Linked DNA regions of Homo sapiens: regions 2 and 3 are each linked to region 1. Evidence: read pairs that join two places in POLR2A ChIA-PET (ENCODE). Cell type or tissue: A673. All regions are shown on one strand. Region 1 overlaps PHC2 (polyhomeotic homolog 2). Region 2 has its middle 1.4 kb from the start of C1orf94. Region 3 has its middle 7.1 kb from the start of TRIM62.

The links. Peaks named below come from ENCODE experiments on the same cell type or tissue, not always from the same donor. Only the 100,000 strongest peaks of a DNase experiment are listed, where the experiment ranks them.
Region 2: POLR2A ChIA-PET joins it to region 1 with 8 read pairs; 1 of 35 experiments calls an interaction of 5 or more read pairs at or near these places.
Region 3: POLR2A ChIA-PET joins it to region 1 with 6 read pairs; 10 of 35 experiments call an interaction of 5 or more read pairs at or near these places.

Annotation. Positions count from the first base shown.
Region 1 is chr1:33,341,434-33,343,933 of GRCh38, forward strand. The region is part of intron 9 of PHC2 (polyhomeotic homolog 2); the gene reads right to left. Among named protein-coding and RNA genes, the nearest start is that of PHC2-AS1, 7.7 kb to the right of the region's middle. RefSeq lists an enhancer at 797-1,405. In A673, no CTCF peak of the experiment used is centred here; a DNase peak (open chromatin) is centred at 1,038; H3K4me3 peaks cover 1,009 bases; H3K27ac peaks cover 2,063 bases.
Region 2 is chr1:34,174,279-34,176,778 of GRCh38, forward strand. It overlaps a transcript of C1orf94 not described here. Among named protein-coding and RNA genes, the nearest start is that of C1orf94, 1.4 kb to the right of the region's middle. In A673, no CTCF peak of the experiment used is centred here; a DNase peak (open chromatin) is centred at 1,003.
Region 3 is chr1:33,187,903-33,190,402 of GRCh38, forward strand. It overlaps a transcript of ZNF362 not described here. Among named protein-coding and RNA genes, the nearest start is that of TRIM62, 7.1 kb to the left of the region's middle. In A673, no CTCF peak of the experiment used is centred here; no DNase peak of the experiment used is centred here.

The DNA of each region.
Region 1 (2,500 bases):
CATTTGGGTTGGGAAGCACAGGATGATCTAGATGAGTGATTCCCAAATTGGGATTCCTGGATGACTAAGCAGGATCCCTGAATCTAGTTAATCAGGACGCACAAGCTGGATTCAATATCTGAAGAAGCCGAAAAGGAAACAGCACATAATATATACCTTCAGGAGGGCAAAACATGCTATTATTTAATATCATGTTACCATGTTTCCCAAATTCTAAAATGCAGTCAGTTGTTAAGATGACCCATTTCCCCCACAACGAATTTACACATTGATTACGTGTGCGTCTCAAGTACAGATTGTAAAAGTGTGCATTTTAGAATAAAACAAACGAATGCCATTTATTTGGAAGACAGTATCTTGTAAAACATGCACAAAATGAACTCTTAGTGGTGGGAAAATTATAGACCCTTCCCACCTGGGGTCCTCTGAATACCAGAAGGCAGGGGGAACATCCAATGTCTGCAGCCTTTTCAAATCTGCTAAGGGCAGAGCTGTCAAAGGGACAAGGACTCCTTGCCTTGACACAGCAGGCTGTGGCTCCCTGAGGAACCTCTCTGAAGCACCTCCTCTGAAGGACCTCTCCCAGAGAAGGGAAGGCACAGCAGTGACAGAAGGACCCTGTGGGGCTCTTTGCTGAGAAAACTGGTGAGCTTTTCAGGCACAGGAGGGTCACTGGCTGCGGATGACTGAGATCCACACCTGAGTTCCTTGCAGGGGGCTGGCCAGCAGGATGAAGGAGAGGCCAAGCCAGGGGACCCTCCAGCCTTGCCCTCAGCGTCACTGCAAAATGCTCTTGCTGGGTCTGGGTTGAAAGGTTTGGAGAGCTTACTGGATTTTAAGCATCTGTGTTGACCAGCTCCCGTTAAGGCATCTGGCAGGGAGGGGGCTCCTCCCATGCTGGCAGCCATTACCATACAGCTGACTTTCATGCTGTCTCTCAGGACACAGGCAAAGAGAACGGCCCTTCTGACTCACCCACAATCCCCAGCTAAAGTGTACATAAGCTGAATTGTAAACAGCTGAATGTGCTCCAAGCTGCCACCCCCAGCTATGCAGGAAGGAATCAATGGAGCGAACAGCCACCCTCCCCCCACCCCATGCAGTTCAGGACAACGGGAGCAGTGGGGGATTTCCAAACAGCTGCTTGAACGCTTCCCAGCCCACAGGCTGAGGACTGCAAGAGGGGCCTGAGCTCAAACTCAGCAGCAGCACCTGCAGGACCAGAGTGACTTCCACCAGGTCAACACACCAGGGAATAATAGCTGGCCCTGGCTGCAGGGAGTCAGGGAGGAGTTTTCAAAGAGTTCTACTTAACCCTGGTGATGGAGGCCAGTCCACTGGTATCCAATGCCAGGGTCAAGGGCTCCCAGATAGTCTCACATCATAGTGCTCCGGCCCATGCTATGATTTCAAAACGCAAAATGTCTAGAACCAATGGGAGAGGTTCTACAGTAGACACTAAGATCAGGGGAGATAAAAGGAAGAATGGCAGAGTAGAAAGAGCATGGGCTCTGGGGGCCAGACCTGGACTCATATTCTGTTCCACCTTTAATCAAAGGTGTGTGGCTTCAAGCACTCACTGCCTGTTCTGAGTCTTGGTTTCTCCATCTGTAACAACGAGGCTCATACTACCTACCTGTCTGGGAGGTTTCAGTAAATATTATATATGTAAAATGCCTGGCACTGAATACACGCAGAAGCTGTGCTACATGGCAGTTAAGACTGTGGGATTAGAAAGACTCTAGGCGGCCAGGTACAGTGGCTCATGCCTGTAATCCTAGCACTTTGGGAGGCTGAGGTGGGTGGATCACGACGTCAAGAGATTGAGACCATCCTGGTCAACATGGTGAAACCCTGTCTCTAGTAAAAATACAAAAAAAAAAATAAATAACTGGGTGTGGTGGCGAGCGCCTGTAGTCCCCGCTACTCGGGAGGCTGAGGCAGGAGAATTGCTTGAACCCTGGAGGCAGAGGTTGCAGTGAGCCGAGATTGCACCACTGCACTCCATCCTGGCAACAGAGCAAGACTCTGTCTCAAAAAAAAAAAAAAAAAAAAAAAGACTCTAGGCTTAAATCCTATCCTGTAATGCTGGACAAGTTACTCTAGGCCTCTTTCCTCATCTATGAAATGGGATACTTATATCTGTCTTACATATAGCTGTGGTGAGGATTAAATAATGTAATGCAGGCACAACACACTGGACTAGGCTGAGCTTGGACACAGGAGTGCCAACGTCACTGAGACCTGTGAGAAGATTAGGAAATCATTCTAATCTCACTCTTTCACTGAGTCTGGCCTCTTACAGCCCCAGAGCAGGGCTAATCTTTCCGTGGCCCAAACTGAGGTATCTGAGGTTTGTGTTCCTCAGACGTCTTGGTCTACGTCGGTAGTCCTGTCCTTGCACTGTTGAGGTCAGGCTTCAGGAAGAAATGTTACCTCCACTGTGACTGCAACATAACAGAAATGCTTCTGTCCTAAAGGGCAAAGCAAAGTCTCAAGT
Region 2 (2,500 bases), 830 kb after region 1:
CAAACAACTGTATAACACGTTTATCTGTCAGTTGTTGTTCAAGGGACTTTCCATGTGTTAAGCAATTGGTTAGTAATAGAACATCTGTAGTAATTCTACAAAGCAAGTATTCTTCATTATCATCCCATTTTACAGACTAAGAAATCAAATGTTGTGGGCTGAATTATATGCTGCAATCCTAAACCAAATACCTCAGATGTGACTGTATTTGGAGATGAGTCCTTTAAAGAGGTAGCTAAGATTAAAAAAAAGAAAAAAGCCATTAGGGTGTGTCCTAATCTAATATGACTGGTGTCCTTTAAAGGAGTGATTAGGACAGGGACACATATACAGGGAAGACCATGTGAGGACATAGGGAGAACACAGCCAAGTGCAAGCCAGCGAGAGAGACTTCAGAGTGAAACTAACAATGCCAACATCTTGGTCTTGGCCTTCTAACCTCTAGAATGGCAAGGAAATAAAATTCTGTTGTTTAAGCCACACAGTCTGTGGACTTCGTTATGGTAGCCCTACCAAACTAATACACCAAGGCACAGAGTAACTTGCCTAAGCTTACATTGCCAGAAAACGTGAACTCAGAATCTGAACCCAGGGACTCTGGTTCCCGAGAATATGTATTTAATGATAAGAAATGTTCTCTGTGCTGTCCAATATGGTAGCCACTAGCCATATGTGGCTACTGAGCACATAATATGTGGCTAATGCAAATGAGGAGCTGAATTTTTCATTTAATTTATATAAAAATAAAGTTAAAATTAAAACAACCCCATGTGGCTAGTGGCTACCATATGGACATAGCTTTATACTATTTCTAAGTACATCACTTAAGATTTTTGCAGAATTTTCTAGAAATCTCGTCTGTGCACTCTAAAAACATGCTCTATCTTTGTTCCGTATCCCTGCTGTATTTGATTTTTTTTTTTTTTTTTTTTGCAGTCCTTTCTGATTTAGCCCCCGTTGCCTGGTCTCCTGCTGAGGGGGAGAGGGAACAGGAAGAGTGAGTGAGCTGGCTAACTTCCAGAATCCTGGGGCCTGGGCAGTGCAGGGTCGTTGGCGTTCTGCTCTAAGCTTAAGGTGTTAGCCAACCAAATGCCAAGCAGCACAAACACTGAGTGACATTTTCAGAACTATTAATATTTCATCAGAAATGATCACTTTTCCTTTAAATACACTATTTTAAAAGGTTTTCTACATTCTTAACTATAATTTTATTCAGTCTAGGCCCTCAGAATTTTCCCCAAAGGAACACATCTTCAATTTTGTAATGAAAATCAAAGGAGAATGAAGCTCAGATTTCAAAATTTAGAGTAAACATTTCCAGGAACTCAGCCCCTCTGTAAAGAGCAAGGTTGCGTATTGGGCACCTACTGTATACCAGGCACTTTACATACAGTATACCATTAATTCATCCAACACATATTTTTTGAGTGCCTACTATGTGCCAGAAACATGATCCTCATAATTTATTAACACCATTTTACAGAAAAGGAATTCCTCTCATCCTTCTCAAATTTTTCTCCTCAAAGAAGTCGGCCTGGACCACCATGGAATATTGCCTCCCCTCTTCTCCCCAGTGCCTCACTTTGTTACTAGGTTGGTACAAAAGTAATTGTGGTTTTTGCCATTGCAAGTGATGGCAAAAACCGCAATTACTTTTGCACCAACCTAATAGTTATTTTCCATCAGAGTCCCATTGCATCTGTAATTATTGCTGCTTTACTCGCTTGGCTGGTTTGCATCGATCTCTCCTCGCTAGTATACAGGCTCCAGGAGAGCAGGGACCATGCCATTTTTGCCCACCCTTATGCTTCTTCAGTGCCCAGCAACTCATCGGGCACAGAGGAGGGGTTGCATCAGTACTGGGGGAATTATGAATGGGGATGGGAGAAGTTCAGAAAGTTCTTAAGGTCACACAGCTCGGAAATGAGTGTCAGGATTCAACCCAGCCCTGCATTTATAGACTGCCATCTTCCTCTATTTGTGTCCATTCTTCTTTCTTCCGTCTCCACCCTCTTGCTTTTCCTTTTCAGGGGAATTGCTAGAGAAGCAACCCCCTGACTCTCGGAACCAGAAAGTCTCCCTCAGCAGAGGTACTGTGTCAGTGCCCAATTGAATGAAGCCGCTTCAGTGAGGGTAGGGGCCTGTTGATCAGCAAACAGCTAACTTAGCCCTTCTCCCTGCACCTCGGACCTCCTACTCCTGCTCCTACCCACCTACTGAAGCTGTCTCAGTGGTCAAGGGCTAGATCAGGCCTAGAGTGCTGGGGTCTGAGTCTCAGCTTCCCTTTTCTCAGGGGGCCTTGGACGCAATCCCTTATGACTTTGAGATTCGCTTTCCTCCCGTGTAGAACGATAATAAAAAGTGGTACTAATTTCACGAGCTTTAATAGGATTGAATGTGAGCCCAGCGCTTGGCACAGGGCAAGCGCCCCATAAAATGGCAGTTAGGATTAAAATCGAGGTTGCCGGGGGACCCCCAGGCAGGAGCTGAGATTTGTGTG
Region 3 (2,500 bases), 150 kb before region 1:
TAGCACCCTTACAATAGCTATTGTCTCAAGTATAGAAATACATGTAAGGGAGGCAGGGTGTGATGGCTCACGCCTGTAATCCCAGCACTTTGGGAGGCCGAGACGGGCAGATCACGAAGTCAGGAGTTTGAGACCAGCCTGACCAACATGGTGAAACCCCGTCTCTACTAAAAATACAAAAATTAGCCGGGGGTGGTGGCGGGTGCCTGTAATCCCAGCTACTCGGGAGGCTGAGGCAAGAGAATCCCTTGAACCCAGGAGGCAGAGGTTGAAGTAAGAGATTGTGCCACTGCACTCCAGCCTGGGCAACAGAATGAGACTTCATCTCAAAACAAACAAACAAACAAACAAACATGTAAGGACAGGTTCTCAACCCTATCTTCAAGCTGATGACTTAGCTATGCCTTCAAGTGGTTATTCCAGCATTTTCTCAGGATGCAGCCCTGGTTGGTATGGTAAATAGCAGGACCAGTGAATAACATGGTCATGTGCTCACTTTCTCCATGGCCATGTTATGGGGGAATGCTTTGATGATAAACTGCACACCCTGGGAACTCTGAGAGAGTGCTGCTGATCATGACATTGTGGACAGAGAAGGCAAATCTGTATCAGTCCCATGAAGTCATAGAAGAGTCACAGCACCTCCAGGGTGGTTGGGTCCAGTGTAATCAACTGGCACCATGTGGCTGGGTGCCCTCCTTGAGGGGTGGTACCATGTCAAGAGCTCAGCCCTGCCTGTGCTTTGACAGATTGGACACTTAGTAGTAATACCTAGGTCAGCCTCGGCCAGAGGAAGCCCATGCTGTTGGGCCATGCGTGGCTTCCATCCCTCTTACCATGGCTTCTCAGTTATGGGTCTGTTGTGCATGCTCTGGGGCAGCTAAGGAGAGAGATAAGCTCATTTCCACTGGATGAATCATCCTATCTAACTGATTGTTCAGCACCTTCTCTGCGATGGACACCCTCTGGTAGACAATGAAATGAGACAGAGACCCACATATTTTTGTGTCTTCTCTCAAAGATCAATCCACATGCTTCTTCCCCAGACCTCCTTAACTGCAATTTTGCAGTCTTGCTCTTCACGAGTCCCTGAGCAATCAGCTGAACTGTTCACTACTGCCTGGGATTCCTGACCTCAGGCCACGACTCTTTCTGCACCAAGTTGATGACTCAATGCACCGCCTAAAGTTCTGCCCCTGCAAAAAATTCTCCACATGGCTGTTCTTCAGGAGCCCTTGAGTGGGACTGTAGTGCAGTAAGAGTGCACTTTTGTTTTCCACCAACCTATTGTGCCAACCTGTCCATAAACCAGGCCTAAGCTTTTTCCTCCTCTGTCACCTGGTCATCAGGAATCTCTCATGATTTCATAAGTGTGAGCTGAGGGGAGAGGTTCCAATGCAGGGATCACAACAGGGGATTCTGGGCCTGCTTCTGTAGTTTATTTGTGACCTCTGGTCCTGCTCAGGCCTAGTTCATGACAACGTTCCATGTCCACCCTTCAATGGATTACTGTTGCACATACTCGACTATACAGTTGGGTGGATCTGACAGTACACAACTTACAATGGGAAACTCTGGCTATATAATCAGTTGATCCCCCATATATATATATTCTACATCGTTTATTGTAACTCTTGTCAGTTGTTAAGCTGTTGCCTCTTAGCGCCGCAACCACACTTCTGTATCAACTTGTGTAGTGCTGGGGCTGGGGTTCAGAAATTCACATTCCAGCATATATATATATATATATATATATATATATATATATATGTATATATATACGTATATATATATACACATATATACGTATATATATACATACACACATACACATATATATATATACACATACTGTTGTCACCTCTGCTTTGGGTGACCCTCACCAGTTTCTTTACAGATTAAGAAACCGATGTGAGGTTTCTACTGCCTGCTGAGTTTACTAATCCCAATTAAGTATTCAGGGATGGGGAAAATAGTCACAGGAGGGTGTGAAGACCCACTGGACTCACTGTAAAATGGGCTTTGGCAAAGACTCCATTTATCATCTTGCCTCCATATCTCCTTACTTTAACAGGAGGGCTATAGTGGCAATTTGGATCCCCTGGAATCAGTGTCAGTCCGGACTCTGAATTCCCCAACTATAGAAATATCTGGATATTTTTGTTCTCCTGTGTACAGTTACTGTGGTACTGGGTCTGAGGACTAGCTTAAGCATGAAAAATGGGTGAGGGATAGTGATTTTCCACTGTGATGGCTCACCTCAGTCTTCACATTACATGCTCTTGATCTGTTTTTATTATATTGGGCAGCAATACCCTTGCTAGTCACCCACTGATCTCGCCCTTAGGAACTTCAGGGTCTATTAGCAATCCCACAGATCTCTGTGGGTAAGGGCCCCTTGGTTGAGTTTCTGACTTTGCTGCCCATTATGGTAATTCCATACACTATGTGTCTGATGGTTAAGTGCTGCTACCTGGCCTCTGCTGTTCTGGAATCCTAT